Regions from separate parts of the Homo sapiens genome. Here region 1 is linked to region 2. Evidence: chromatin loops called from intact Hi-C (ENCODE). Cell type or tissue: OCI-LY7. All regions are shown on one strand.

Region 1 (8,000 bases), 100 kb after region 2:
GGTGTGTGTGACCACGCCCGGCTAATTTTTGTATTTTTAGTAGAGACGCGGTTTCACCATGTTGGCCAGGCTGGTCTCGAACTCCTGGCCTCAAGTGATCCGCCTGCCTCAGCCTCCCAAAGTGCTGGAATTACAGGCGTGAGCCACTGTGCCAGGCCAACATTTTGTTTTTATTATGTCATTTAATGTTCATAAAAACCTAACAAGAAGGGTATTTTTAAAATCAGTTGTCTACCATTAACTTCTAGTATTGTATTTTCTTAACAAGCATACAAAACATCAAACTTCTCTTTAGACAAAGTGCAGTTCTTTGACATCCTTTACACAAAACAGTCTGAGCCTGTGGCATGTTAATGCAGTCGAGAGGCAAAGCATACTGACTTTTACAAATTCTGCCTTCCATAAAAAGCCTCAAGGAGGGTATTTTGTCTGCATTTTTAAAATAAACAGTTCAGAGAAGTTAAATAGTCAAACAGGTCAAGGTCACACAATTCAGTGGTTGAGGACTGGGTGCAAAGGCAATATATCTAACTATAAATATCCATTTCTTTTTTTTTTTAGAAATGATGCAGTTTGGATTTAAATTAAATGGCTAAAACTGAAAGAGCCGGCTGGGTGTGGTGGCTCACACCTGTAATCCCAGCACTTTAAGAGGCCAAGGCAGGAGGAGCGCTTGAGCCCAGAAGTTTGAGACCAGGCTGTGCAACATAGCAAGACCCCCGTCTCTACAAAAAATTAAAAAATTTAGCCAGGTGTGGTGGTGCATGCCTGTAGCCCCAGCTACTCAGGAGGCCTGGTGGGAGGATCCTTTGATCCTGGGGGTTTGAAGCTGCCTTGAGCCTTGATCACGCCACGGCACTCCAGCCTGGGCGACAGAGCATGGCCTGTCTCAAAACACAAACACAAACAAAAAACTAAAAGAGCAGTGAACTCAAAGGATTTCCTGCCATGCCAGGTGGGTGGAGCTTCTATGTGGGAATAAAAGATGGAACCTATTTAAAGGACTTTTTTTTTGTTTGAGATGGCGTCTCACTCTGTCGCCCATGCTGGAGTGGAATGGCGTGATCTCAGCTCACTGCAACCTCTGCCTCCCAGGTTCAAGCGATTCTTGTGTCTCAGCCTCCCAAGTAGCTGGGACCACAGGCGTATGCCACCATGCCCTGCTAATTTTTGTATTTTTAGTAGAGACAGGGTTTCTCCATGCTGGCCAGGCTAATCTCGAACTCCTGAACTCAGGTGATCCGCCCTCCTCTGCCTGCCAAAGTACTGGGATTACAGGCATAAGCCACCTTGCCTGGCCTCAAAGGACTTTTAATTGAGGATCCCAGTAATGATGATCCCCATAAGGCTGAGGCTTCAAGCTTAATGATCTATAAGTGAGGCTTTCTGGGATGCATTTAGTGTGTTTCCCCAAGCGTGTGTGTGTTCCTACTTCTCATTATATACAGGTATGCTATCACCTCCCCCATACATGTATACATACCTCTTAAACTTAGATGTTCCCCAATTTTTCCTATGGAGCTTGCTAAAAATGCAGTGTCATCCATAGAAATTCATATTTCATTGATCTGGGCTGGGACATTTGTAACAAGCACCCTAGACCATCCTAGCATACTGAATCCATAGTCCATCCTGTTTGTGAGACTATGGCAGCCCTTGTGGTCTAAGCAGCAAAATCTTTGCTTAGCCTTTTTTGTTGTTGTTGTTTGTTTGTTTTTGTTTTTGTTTGAGATGGAGTGTCGCTCTGTCACCGAGGCTAGAGTGCAATGGCGCGATCTCGGCTCACTGCAGCCTCCGCCTCCTGGGTTCAAGCGAATCCCCTACCTCAGCCTCCTGAGTAACTGGGATTACAGGCGCGCGCCACCGTGCCCAGCTAATTTTTGTATTTTTAGTAGAGACGGGGTTTCACCATGTTGGTCAGGCTGGTCTCAAACTCCTGACCTTGTGATCCACCTGCCTCAGCCTCCCAAAGTGCTGGGATTACAGGCGTGAGCCACCGTGCCCGGCCTTGTTTTTTTTTGAGATGGAGTCTCGCTCTGTTGCCCAGGCTGGAGTGCAGTGGCCAATTCAACCTCTGCCTCCTGGGTTCAGGCAATTCTTGTGCCTCAGCCTCCCAAGTAGCTGGGACTACACCACGCCCGGCTAATTTTTTTTTTTTTGTATTTTTAGTAGAGATGGGGTTTCACCATGTTGGTCAGGCTGGTCTCAAACTCCTGACCTCAAATGATTCACCACCCACCTCGGTCTCCCAAAGTGCTGGGATTACAGGCATGAGCCAGCTTGGCCTTTTTAAATATTAAGTGCATGTACTTGAAAGTAGGTACACATGAAGATAAAAGAATAGGCTCCAGGAAAATTTAAGTCAAGTCTTCATAATCTATAAAATTGCCTATTTAATAAATATATGTTGTAAACATTTTTAATGTTCTGTAATTACTGTTATTAATGTCATGTTACCTCTTTGATCTAGGTACTTTGGTCATAAAGCTGAAGTATATAAAAACAATCTATATTTAGTACAGACCAAAATTCATGTCCTTTGCTTTTAAAAGGTAGAACCAAGAAAAAAAAAGCAATAGCAGAATACGGGCACGTATTCTAAAGAATTATAAATGGATTTTGCAGCACTTAATTTCTGTTTTTTTTTTAAGTACCTTTCTTTGATTCTTTGTCTCCTCATTGGTACCATCCCAGAACACTGATGTCTTCTGCCAGATCAGACCTGTCTTGATCATCTTCCCCACCTAAATCAGGATGTGTCCTCCCTTCTACCTTTCCAGAAATCCCACCTTAGTTTTCATACTTTTCTTGATTAACTGGTCATAAGATGATTTCCCTCAACTCCACCCTGTCTCAACATGCAACTCCCCATGAGTCAATCTTCATAATTGTTTCTAATGTGTTTGTTCCATGGTGTGTGTTGAGTAACTGTTGTTGCCATTTGCATGACTACATAGTGGTTACTGTTTATTTCTGCAGTTTGGTGTTTTTTTTAAGTCTTGAAATAGGATTTATTAACCGGAAGTGTTTCTTTTTATTTCTTAATTAAATTCAGTGAGAAGCTTATCATGAAATGTTATTCTTAGGCTGGCATTCATAAAACACTGGAGTGTTTCATTTTCTCCTGATCTCAATCTGCCTTCCAAAGCTGCTAATGACAGATGAGAGCAAGATTATAATTTTAGTTAGGGTGTGGTGGCTCATACCTGTAATCCCAGCACTTTGGGAGGCCAAGGCTGGAGGATCCCTTGAACTCTAAAGCTCGACACCAGCCTGGGCAACACAGGGAGACCCTGTCTCAAAAAAAAAAAAAATTTAAAAAGATTATAATTGTATGTAGTCAAAGAAATGTGTTTCTTTTCAAAGGCAATGTGTCAGAACTTTGTCCCATCTCTGGGCCTTTTCTTTATTATCTTAAACTCTAAACTATAGAATTAGCCTCCTCAACTATAGTTTTTGCAGGCCAGTTCACTCTCCTTGCTCTAGAACTCTGGATAGCCTATATATTTCCATCATCCTGTCTCTTTCATAAAGAATCTTGCCTTTAAATGAAAGACTACTCCTTAAACATTAGTACTTGTAATATTCAATCACCTACACATATTAAAGAACGCCTGCCCTCTTGTGTCCAGGGAGACTGCTACAGCAAGTATTGAATTAGCAAACTTGTCATTCCGGAAATACAGCATTCTACCCTACAGGGATTATCTACCAGGGAGCTTTCTCAAGGCTGCCAAGTATGGTTGTACAGTTTGAAAAATGATCCCAGCCCAAGACACGAATGCAATCCATTTTACACTCTGTCAAGCCATATATCCTTGCCCAGGTCATGTCTTTCTAGAGAGGTGACCCATTAAAATTTCATTCAAGAGTACTGTTAAACCTTGTACCACTTGGAATGTGCAACTTTCTCTAATTTACACAAAGCTCTCTATAGCTTAATGGCAGCCGTGTAGAGGCTCATTAAGAGTTAGTTGGGGCCGGGCACGGTGGCTCACGCCTGTAATCCCAGCACTTTGGGAGGCCGAGGCGGGCAGATCATGAGGTCAGGAGATCGAGACCATCCTGGCTAACATGGCGAAACCCCGTCTCTACTAAAAATGCAAAAAATTAGCAGGGCGTGGTGGCGGGCGCCTGTAGTCCCAGCTACTTGGGAGGCTGAGGCAGGAGAATGGCGTGAACCCAGGAGGTGGAATTTGCAGTGTGCCAAGATCACGCCACTGCACTCCAGCCTGGGCGACAGAGCGAGACTCCGTCTCAAAAAAAAAAAAAAAAACTAAGAGTTAGTTGGACAGTCCTCTCATCGTGTAACTTTCCTACTCAAGAAATTTCAAGAAATTAAAATCAGATTGTTAGAGCTGAATAGCTGAATGACATTAGTCCCAGGTTATCAGAAGAAGGAAATAAGGAAGAGAGAGGCAAAATAAGAACTGTCAAATTCATTAGAGGCAAGCAGGAAACTAAAATGCAGGTCTTCTGACTCCCAGTCCATGCTCTTACCTCCGGTTTCAGGTGACCCGTTTCTTTGACCCCACCTTACTTATTCCATACTAGGCTAGAATAGATGTGTAATAGCATGCATAGGGCTGGTGGGGTGATTTGAGGCAGTATGTGGACAAACATTTTTTGCACATTAGTAGAAATGTATTTGTTTTAATGTATTTCTTTGGGAAAAAACAAAAACATTAAGTCCATAGTTTCTGAGACATTATGATATATGACAAGGGTAAGTTAAGTTTGAAAAGTGAGTTAATTTGAAGAAAGATATTAAGTAGTGCATATGTTAATAGCTTGATTTAGCCATTGACAATGTATACATATATCAGAATATCATTTTGTATGCCAAAATATATACAATGTTTCCTTGTCAGATATCAAAATATCCTTTCTTTTGTATAACATAAATATATATAATTTTTACTTGTCAGTTAAAAAATAACAAAAATATTAACTAAATGATAGTTCAGATAGTACTCAGATATGGCAAAAATGATAAAAGTGGTAAAAAATCATGGTAGAAATTTGAGACCATCTCAGTCCATTCTGACTACTATGACAAAACACCTCAGACTAGGTAATTTATAAGCTATAGAAATGTTATTGCTCACAGTTCTGGAGGCTGGGAAGCCCAAGATGAAGGGACTGGAAGACTCAGTGTCTAATGAGGGTCTGTTTCTCGTAGACAGTGCCTTCTCTCTGTGACCTCACATAGTGGAAGGGGCTAGCTAGCTCCCTCGGGACTGTTTTGTAAGGGCCTTAAAACCCTTCAGCAGGATGCACCGAAGGAACTTACCACTCTGGCCCCTTCTAACCCTACCACTGAGGTCCTTTTCTGTTTAACACTGACAGTTGTTCCATTACTGTTACTGATGACAGTATATCCTCTCTTTTTATTACAGCTGTGCCTGATATTCTATCCTTTCCATACTCATCCCAGTATAAACCACAAAATAGGTCTTCAGAAAAGACTGTGGCTTCACTGATTTTCCTGTGTTGCCTCCAACATTTATAAAAAAGCATTGACCAAGAGTGTCAATGCCCTAGTTTCAAAACCATCTTTACTTTTCTAAATGTAGATGTTTTTCCATTTATAAAAATTATGTAGACTTAGCCGGGTGTGGTGGCCCACACCTGTAATCCCAGCACTTTAGAGGCTAAGGTGGGTGAATCACTTGAGGTCAGGAGTTTGAGACCAGCCTGGCCAACACGGTGAAACCCGGTCTCTACTAAAAATACAAAAATTAGCCAGGTGTGGTGGTGCACACCTGTAACCCCAGCTACTCAGGAGGCTGAGGCACAAGAATTGCTTGAACCCAGGAGGCAAGGTTGCAGTGAGCTGAGATCATGCCACCACACTGCAGCCTGGGTGACAGAGTCAGACTGTGTGTCAAAAAAAAAAAAAAAGTAGACTTATACAAAATTTGAAAAATACAGGAAAGTAGAAAAGAAGAAAAAAAGGCATTTATATTCTTACTAATGAACCCTGCTAATCCCCTCCCTAATTAAAAATTCTCCTGCAAAATCCTAGCAAGTCGGGATCTACATCTGTTTATCATTCTGGAAGCTTGCAATGTTCTGGATTTAACATATTTTTGTTATTTCAAATCACAAAATAAATTTTCAATGGAGAATCCAGGGGTGGAGTTCTTTTGGCACCTCTATAAGGGGCAGTTGGGTGACTACCACAGAGGTGAGCCAAAGCTGGGGGAGGCTACTGCAGATCAAGGATAGTAATAACTGATACACTTTGCAAAATGCATTGTGTATGTAAAGCTCTTTGTCAATAATGATGGTTCACTGTTCCATGTATACATATGCTGATGTGTATATTTGTCTTTCCTGTAGGGTTTTTGGAGTCTCTGGATGATTTTTACATTCTTAGCAGTGGATTGATATTGCTGCAGACCACAAACAGTGTGTTTAATAAAACCCTGCTAAAGCAGGTAATACCCGAGACTCTCCTGTCCTGGCAAAGAGTCCGTGTGGCCAATATGATGGCAGATAGTGGCAAGAGGTGGGCAGACATCTTTTCAAAATACAACTCTGGTAAGTGACCCTGCAGAATAACTGTTAGGCACAGACATATATTTTGATTTAGGCTTGTTAACCAGTAAAGTCATACCCATGCCCCGTCTTCATGTTTCCTGATATTTCAGGCACCTATAACAATCAATACATGGTTCTGGACCTGAAGAAAGTAAAGCTGAACCACAGTCTTGACAAAGGCACTCTGTACATTGTGGAGCAAATTCCTACATATGTAGAATATTCTGAACAAACTGATGTTCTACGGAAAGGTACTTTCTTCATGTCGTAAGTCTTAAAACCTGATGAGTATGTGTGTGTTCATATATGGTAGGGGAATGCACATTGTGTGAATGTGTGGTGGGGGAGGGTATGGTGGGGAAGACAGGATGGGGATGCTATATTACACCAGAATGACCAGGTTTAGCACAACATGTAAACCTACATCTCAAACTCTTATAGGACAATGTGCAGATTGGGACGCAAATCAGGCATTCATGACTCTATGATTTCTCATAGTTCTAATGTTACCTTTTCTCCTGTGTTCCTGGTTAAAGCTTTAAGTTCAATTCAGCAAATATTTTTGGAGTGCCACTGTGGCCCAGGGACTAGAAAAGCAAGGATACAGAATCCCTGACCTGGAAGGACTCAGGAGTCTAGTAGGGAAGCAAAGCACTCAAAGCAGCTGCAGGAACTCAGGATGGGAAGAGCTGTCATCAGGTCTCATGTCCCTAGGCCAGTGGTGAACCTAAACAGAACGTGGCTGTTAGTGGGTGGAGTCAGAGAAGGCACTTCTGGTGGGCAAGAAGGAGTCCAGACATTTGAAGCCAGGAGGCTCACTGCCTTGATTCAAATCTCAGTTCCTTAAAATCTCAGGCAAATTAGTGAATCTCTCCAAGCCTCATTTTCCTCATCTATAAAACTGAATCGTGATATAGGTCCACAACCACGTATTTGTAATTTTAAAATTCCAAAATTGTAAAACCACAAATTATTATTTTGTTTCTCTTGTTTTGCTTTGATTTGGTAGCCTAGCTCACTTGGTAGCAAGAAAATGACCTGATCTGAACTCACTTGGCAGCAAAAACTACCAGAAAGAAACTTTTAGTGGTTTTTAATTTTAATTTTTATTTTTCTTCAGATGGAGTGTCGCTCTGTCACCCAGGCTGGAGTACGGTGGTGCGATCTCGGCTCCCTGCAACCTCTGCCTTTCGGGTTCAAGCGATTCTCCTGTCTCAGCCTCCTGAGTAGCTGGGACTACAGGCACGTGCCACCACACCTGGCTAATTTTTTGTGTGTTTTTAGTAGAGACGGGGTTTCACCAGTTGGCCAGGTTGAACTCCTGACCTCAGGTGATCTGTCTGCGTCGGCCTTCCAAATTGTGGTGCCCAGCCTGTTTTTTTAAATTGTCTTTATTTCCTCTTAGAGACACCATGTATACATTAGGCTACAGAAATATCAACATCTTTGATTAT
Region 2 (8,000 bases):
TTTCTGATTCTAGTGGTTCCATACTGAGGGCCACTACAAAGTGATGCCAAGGACAGACAGGGACCATCCCACTTCATGTCAGCCCTCACTTCCTTTTCTCAATGAAGAGGTAACTTGGCACACCAAGTATGGAGTCCCTTCTTCTGGTTCTCTTCCTTCAATCTTGAATCTGATATGCTGCTCCTCATTCAGCAAAGATATTCTAAAAGTTGCTTTAATTTGACTTCTACAGTTTTAGCATGATTTAATTTATTTACATGATTGATTCTGCTTTACAAAGGACCCAAATCTGGTTCAAAATATCAAATGAACTCTGGTTCAGAATATATCAAAATTTATATTTAAATGCATCATTATTTCATAGTAATATTAAGCAATGCCATATTACATATGCCAGGAAAGTAAAACTATCAACTTTGTTGAGAAATTCAGATCTGATACCTGTGGTGATTTAAGTAATACCACACTCTCCTCAGCTTCTGCATGTAGAGCCACATCTGTAAGAGGTTGATTATCAATAGAGAAGCAAAAAGTGGACAAGTATGTATATGTATGAGAGTTTTGAGGATATTAAAGTTATCTATTTATGTGTATTAGGATTAATAATCAAACACTAAGTTAATGTTGAACCTGCTTGTATTCATCTGTGTTCACAACATGCATTATATGTGTATTTGTGTAATATGTTCATGTATATGATATACACAACCTCTGTTTCCGATTCACTCAATTCACTGGAAGTCTCAAATTCTAGAATTCTTGGTAGACAATCACTACTACCTGAAAGATTTATGTGAAACAAGAAGAAATTTGCTGAAGTTGAAGGCATTTTTTTTCCCTTCGTTCATCTAGGCTAGTGGTAAAGTCTCTGAAGGAGAAAGGCTTTGTGGAGCCGGAACTATATGAGGAAGTTACAATCTACTTCAGTGACATTGTAGGTTTCACTACTATCTGCAAATACAGCACCCCCATGGAAGTGGTGGACATGCTTAATGACATCTATAAGAGTTTTGACCACATTGTTGATCATCATGATGTCTACAAGGTAACCACATCACCTAACAGGCTGAAACCATTAATTGTACAACTCAAGGTCATCAGAGCCTGAATTGGTTGTTTCTGTTACTACTCTTGACCGCTCTAGTTTCACATTTAGTGAATTGGTGGTTGAATCTGAGCTAAAAGTGAAGAGAAGTAGAAGGATTAGAGGAGTGAGAAGTCAAAATTACCATTCAACTTTAAGAAGCAGCAAAAAAGATACAACAGGAAGTTCAGCAGGAATTAATTTGAAGTATTAAATTTAGACAAAATGGCATACTCTTAAATCACCTCCAAAAAATGGGCAGTGTTTAGGCTGACTGCAAATGAAGCAGAGAAGACACTGGGGTTATAATAAATAGAAAATCATACTACAAGAATGTATACAATTACATATTACAAAGTACAATATTCTGTTAAATAGTATGTTGACATTTGCTAAAGGATTAATTTTCAGGAAACTAAGGGTGTTCCTCAAATTACATAAAACCATTCAGATTATTTATTTGAACATTTCTAGAACTGTCACCACATCTGGACAATTTATATAATTATGAAGTACTTTTAAATGGCTAAATTCCTTTATAGCTATTTTATCACCCATTAACTGGACTATAAAAACCCTGAAGAAATCAGCATAGAACTGATCCAACTGGCCCCAGAAAAAGTGTAAAGGGCTATGCTCATACTGTGTTCCCAAATCACTTTTTGTGTTTGACATGTGATTAACTGCTTCTGTTTACTTTCTATACTTTTCAAAGGGGCAGAGGCACTCATGAGAAACTGTTTCCACAGGTGGAAACCATCGGTGATGCGTACATGGTGGCTAGTGGTTTGCCTAAGAGAAATGGCAATCGGCATGCAATAGACATTGCCAAGATGGCCTTGGAAATCCTCAGCTTCATGGGGACCTTTGAGCTGGAGCATCTTCCTGGCCTCCCAATATGGATTCGCATTGGAGTTCACTCTGGTATGGAGTTGAGCATCTTAGCAAATTGGGAACCATATGTACTGCTGTGCACCAACTAAATCAGAAAGGATAAAAGGTCTTCAAGTGTGATCGACCTCACATAATTTTTACTCTTAATTCTTTTTGCCAAATGTGAGGTCCCACTATGCATCCTGAGATATTTAGACCCAGTTCCTAGAGAACTCTAAGAACAAGACCTTTGAGGGCACCACTGACTGCTGACATGATAAACACCAAACATGTACGAAAACAAGAAGCTTTGGACTCCTATTTAAATCACCATACCTATGATTTCATTTATTTCCTCCCCATTCCCTTTCTCCCCACCCCCAACTTCAATATATTTTCCCACTAAAATATTATAGTATCTTAAGTGGATTAGATTATCTACAAGGGGAAATAAAGAACAGATGGTGAAATTTCTATAATATTTATACCCCCTCCCTTCCCTGCCACTGCAGTTATACAGAAAGTACATGAGTCACTTTCAAAGACCATGAAAGTTACATAGCCTTGTTAAAAGAAAAGCTTATGCATATTAAATTTAACACAGTTTGATTGAGCAAAGAATAATTTTCAAATCAGATGGCCCTTAAAACCAGAAGAGGTTCAGAGAGCTTCAATGGGCAAGGTGGGCGGGCAATGTTTATAGACAGAAAACAGAAGTGAGGGACAGAAACAACTTGATTGGTCAAACCTCTGTGTTCCCCTGATTTGGTCAAAGTCCCATCAGTTGACAGCCTGTGACTGGCTGAAGCTCAGCTACTGCGATTGGCTGAGACTCAGCTATCTATAACGTAAGTATACCCTAGTTAGGCTTTTAGTTTGTTTATGTACCAAGCTAGGTTGCAGTTTGTTTTGTAGGGACCCCTAAGAGGCAGCCTCAGGCCAAACTTAGTTTAATTCAACAGCCTTGAACATCAAGGTTTGAGATGAGTTACAGGTGTTATAGAAAAAACACCTGTAAGAGAGGAACTCAGAAGTCATCTAGATGAATCTTTAGCCAGGCATTGCTTAAAACTCAGCTTTGCAGTTTTTGAGTTAATCTTTAACTTCTGAAACTGTTAACACCTTGCACTCAGTCATTCTATGCAAATACATGACTGAATAACCCTTATTTCCTACCTAATATGCCACAGCGCATAGTCTAGCCTGGGCTTTTGTTCTGCTTGTTGGAACCTCCTTGTGCCACAGGCTTCCCCATCCAGCTGCATTCGCCTGGTCCATGAAATGCTTACGGAAAGTTATGCCTTTGTCTTGTCTTCTGTCTTCCATTGTCATGGCACCAATCCCAGAAATGCCACCTTAAAATAAAAATAAAACAAACTTGAGCCATTGAAGCTTCAAATCTACAGTGCCCTCCAGCAGTGTGAAATTCAGGGTTGTGTGGTTTGGCACAGTAAGCAAGCAGTGGGGCTCATCTTCATCCTTCCTGAGAGCCTTCTATTTAAAATCACCTTTGTGATCTGGATCTCTGAATGCCTTCCTATTTGCTACAAATGTCGTTTTCTTTGCGAGAGCAAAATACTTTATGATCGCATGCATTGAATAATGATGCTTCATTGGATTCATCCATTTAAACCAAAAGTCCCAGCTCACATTTCACATCCTCAGCTACTTCTCCATGACAGGAAGTATTCAGGATTGTGACCATACAGAGAGGCTTACCTGTCTTCACTCTACTCTGCAATTTCTATTGCCTCCACTTCCTGCTTTCTGTCCTTCATTTCAGGTCCCTGTGCTGCTGGAGTTGTGGGAATCAAGATGCCTCGTTATTGTCTATTTGGAGATACGGTCAACACAGCCTCTAGGATGGAATCCACTGGCCTCCGTAAGAAGGGAGACTGTTTTTCTCAGAGGACAAAGATGCTGTTTTCCAGCAGAGGGCAACTGTGAGATAAAATGCACAATAAGGAGATACAAAGTGCCAGTGAGATGTAGAATAATTCTTCACATTAGCTGAACACAAACCCGTGTCAATCCACCTTTTGCTACATTTGCTTTCATTGTTGTTTACTGATAATTATTTTATTCTTCCACTTTTGCTCAGTTTTAGACTATTTCTATATTTTTGGCTCATATACAATGAATCTGGGGATATTCTACTTAGAATAGTCCTGGCATTTACCATAGATTCATGAAAGTTAAAAAAAAATCAGTAGGCAAGGTAAGAACTACACACTCTGGTTCACATTCCTGTTTCCCTCTTATTTGGTTTTGCTTTTTTGTTGTTGTTTTTTAGAGACAGGCTCTCGTTCTGTCACCCAGGCTGGAGTGCAGTGACACGATCATAGCTCCCTGTAAACTTGAACTCCTGGGCTCAAGTGATCCTCCCACCTCATCCTCCCAAGTACCTGGGACTACAGGAACATACCAGCACATCCAGATAATTTTTAAATTTTTAATAGAGACTGGGTCTCACTATGTTGCCCAGGCTGGTCTCAAACTCCTGACCTCAAGGAGTCCTTCCACCTTGGCCTCCCAAAGCATATTCGTTTTTTCTGGAAATTGATTTTTGTTTATTTGTTTGAGATGGGGTCTCACTCTGTCGCCTAGGCTTTGGCACAGTGGCACAATCACAGCTCACTGCATCCTTGAACTCCTCAGCTCTAGTGATCCTCCCACCTCAGCCTCCTAAGTAGCTGGGACTACAGGCATGCCACCATGCACAGCTAATTTTTTAATTTTTTCTGTAGAGGTGTGGTCTCTCTATGTTGTCTAGGCTGGTCACAGATTCCTGGGCTCAAGCAAGTCTCCTGCCTTGGTCCCCCAAAGCCCCAAAGTGTTGGAATTACAGGCAAGAGCCATCATACCCAACCAAGAATTGATTTTAGTAAAGAAAAATCTAAGCATTTGTTATATACGAAGGAATATATTGCATTTGCTTGGCAAGGTAGAGGCACAATGTGCTGCATGAAGTAGATGCTCAATAAATATTGATGACAGTGGTAGCAGTAGAAATATATAGAAGAGAGAAAATAAGCACTGGGAGACATGGCTGGGGCTTACGAAACCACAGGAGGCAGGATGGTATTTTGGTAGTGTACTGACAATGTGATACTAGTTTGTCCTGGCAAATCATGCTGGCAAGGAAAAGGATAAGGTTGGGGTCAGACAGACTTGGGTTACAATTGAAATTATGTTAATCATTCTCAGTATAAGTTGAGTAGAAAGCTACCTGATCCTTCTAGCCCTCAGAAAGATAAAGATACAAATTGAAAATGGAATACCAACCGTGCCAAGAGGGTTTCTGAAATAATTTGGGATGATGTCATGTTAAGCGTTTAGCAATCATGGTACATGGTAGGTATACAATTTGGGATTGTCATTATTCTTACTGTGTAATTGTTTGTGGTATTGCTATTAGGCCCCTATATTGGGAAAGGTGATACACATCAATGGACTTGTGAATGGGCGTGCCCTCACCACTTCTTTTGTCAAAGGATAACAATGTTCCAGAAGAAGGAAATTTGAGAAAATCAAGACCCCTCAACTCTCCCGAATCTTCACCTTGCCCACAAGGCTTTAGCTATTTATTGGAACTTTTCCACAGGGACCCAAAACCAAACTCCAACACCCAAGCTTGGCACTACAAGCCAAATCTAAAACTAGGTCCCGCAGGCTACTACTCTGAGCTGGAATGAGAATCTATGGAGAAAAACCTAGGGATCCCCATCACATCACGCAGGGCCCTGAAAACTGATGCCAGGCCTTCTTTCTTCCCACGTGAGATTATATTTCTTGTGTGAGGGCATTCTTGCATTGCTATAAAGAAAAACCTGAGACTGGGTTATTTATAAGAAAAGAGGTTTAATTGGCTCATGGTTCTGCAGGCTGTAAGGGAAGAATAGCACCTGCATCTGCTTCTGGGGAGGCCTCAGGAAGCTTTCACTCATGGCAGAAGACAAAGCAGGAGCAGGCACTTCATACAGCAAAAGCAGGAGTAAGAAAGAGAGTGGCAGGGGCAGGTGCCACACCTTTTTAAATGACCAGATCTTGTGACAACTCAGTATCGCAAAGACAGCACCAAGCCATGAGGGATCCACCCCTGTGACCCAGACACCTGGTCGGGGGCCAGGACTCCAGCACTGGGGATTAAAATTCAACATGAGATTTGGGTGGGGACAAATATCCAAACTATACCATTTCTTATCTCTCTGATGTTATTTTTAAGTGTTCTTTCATTAAAATAGCCACAATTGTTTCTTCTTGATTTAGGATTCTTGTCTCAGGTGTTGTTGATATCCTGAATCAACGGGAAACAAATAGGCTGTGTACTAGCTGGGATTTTTATTTGTCAATTTGCATTTCCAGCTTTGAGAATTCACGTGAGTGGCTCCACCATAGCCATCCTGAAGAGAACTGAGTGCCAGTTCCTTTATGAAGTGAGAGGAGAAACATACTTAAAGGTAAGGAGTCCACAGAGACAATGCATAGGAAAAGCTCTCAGACACGCTTGGGCCACCTCCTTTGAGACTTGGCCAGGAAAGTTGAGCATGCTAATCCTCTTCTGTACTCATCACGATGAGCACCCTCCATCCTCTGCAAGAGAAATGACCACCAAAAAATGTGAACTCAAAACTTGCCTTTACTCCAAAGAGCCCTTTTGAGATTTTGAACTCTGCCAGCATTTCCTCTGCCATATCCAGGTTTTGTATCCAGTTCCTCCTCCAAACACAAGAGCTACATACAGTCTGGTCCAGGACTTATTTAATTTGAATCAAAACCCTTGTCCCCCCACTTACTTCCCTACTCTTACTACACACTGCTGCTATGATCTGAGGTCACCTCTCTTGCCAGTTGCTTTACTATTCGGAAGCTCTAGAATCACAAGGAGTGAATGACAAGGTGTGGCCCCATTCTCCTCCTCTTCCTCATCTGGAAGCTTGTTAAAATGCAGATGTGTGGACACTCTACCAGGCCTACTATGCAAGATTCTCTGTGGGCGTAGATCAGAAATCTATATTTTTAACAAGATAATGTGTTTGTGACCACACTAATATTTGAGAATCGCTATTCCAGATTCTTCATGCAGTTCCTCACATTTAAAACAGCTGCCCTCCATAGCCATCAGTTGTCTCCAAATGCTTCTCAGGCTGCTTTTCCAAAGTTATTGGAATCTTTTCACAACTGGCAAAGCCAGCTATTAACTGTAAGTTACCTGTCTCCGGTAGCCATAATGCTTCTGGCCTTTACATTTGGATTGCACCTTGGAAAAGTCTCCTTTTACGTAAAAGTGTCCTAACATCACACTTGCTTTTTGAGTCCTCCATAAGTACATTTTTTACAAAGAACACTTACCCCAAAATAGAACCAGTTTATGGATTGCTATGGTCCAAACACAGCCAGTGAACCACTACTTTTTTAAATGAGTTTAACAATATATATCAATTATATATATATATATATCAATCACTCATTTTTAAATTATTGATATATATTATAGATATATATTATTAAACTCATTTTTTAAAAATAGTGGTTCACTGGCTGTGTTTGGGCCATATGTATTTTGTATCTCTTTTTCAAATACCAGCTTTAGCAAAAACAGGGTTTCCAGTATTCCAGTAAATTTCCATACATTCCGTAGCCTCCAGATGGGCCCCAGAAATGCCACTTAATGAGTTCTTAATTGTGATGTACATGTGTTTGTAATAAGATAGGGAAACTGTAGCAAAAGTTTTGTAGCAAAACTTTATTGCAAAAAGGGCTAGAAGGAAATATGGACAATGACAACCAGTTGGATTTGTTGACGTAGCAGAATTGTAGATGAATTTTCTTCCTTTTTAAGTTAGAGTTCTTGTGATGTTGCTAGAGTGATATTTTAAAATGTCTTTTGGGGAAAAAAAAGAAAACTCTACTTTGAGAAAAGGATGTCTGCTGAATGAGAAACTTATTTTTAAAAAGGCACTTGGAAATAAAAATCTGTCTAGAGATAATGCAAATCATAACAGGAATGTGTGATGTGCTTAAATATTGGCACTGATGAGAA

The links. Peaks named below come from ENCODE experiments on the same cell type or tissue, not always from the same donor. Only the 100,000 strongest peaks of a DNase experiment are listed, where the experiment ranks them.
Region 1: it touches region 2 in a loop (10-fold over the local background); 38 of 110 quality-filtered maps call a loop at or near these places.

Annotation. Positions count from the first base shown.
Region 1 is chr12:14,510,057-14,518,056 of GRCh38, reverse strand. It overlaps PLBD1 (phospholipase B domain containing 1), which reads left to right. Exons shown (of 11, transcript NM_024829.6): 7 at 6,346-6,546; 8 at 6,657-6,797. Among named protein-coding and RNA genes, the nearest start is that of PLBD1-AS2, 16 kb to the left of the region's middle. In OCI-LY7, CTCF peaks have their summits at 3,425 and 3,625 (motif pointing left); a DNase peak (open chromatin) is centred at 3,636.
Region 2 is chr12:14,615,050-14,623,049 of GRCh38, reverse strand. It overlaps GUCY2C (guanylate cyclase 2C), which reads left to right. Exons shown (of 27, transcript NM_004963.4): 22 at 853-1,045; 23 at 1,834-2,008; 24 at 3,741-3,839; 25 at 6,323-6,417. It overlaps PLBD1-AS1 (PLBD1 antisense RNA 1), which reads right to left. Exons shown (of 6, transcript NR_120465.1): 5 at 3,677-3,898; 6 at 3,295-3,312. Among named protein-coding and RNA genes, the nearest start is that of GUCY2C-AS1, 47 kb to the left of the region's middle. In OCI-LY7, CTCF peaks have their summits at 821, 1,059, 3,688 and 3,887 (motif pointing right); DNase peaks (open chromatin) are centred at 919 and 3,899; H3K4me3 peaks cover 506 bases; H3K27ac peaks cover 5,076 bases.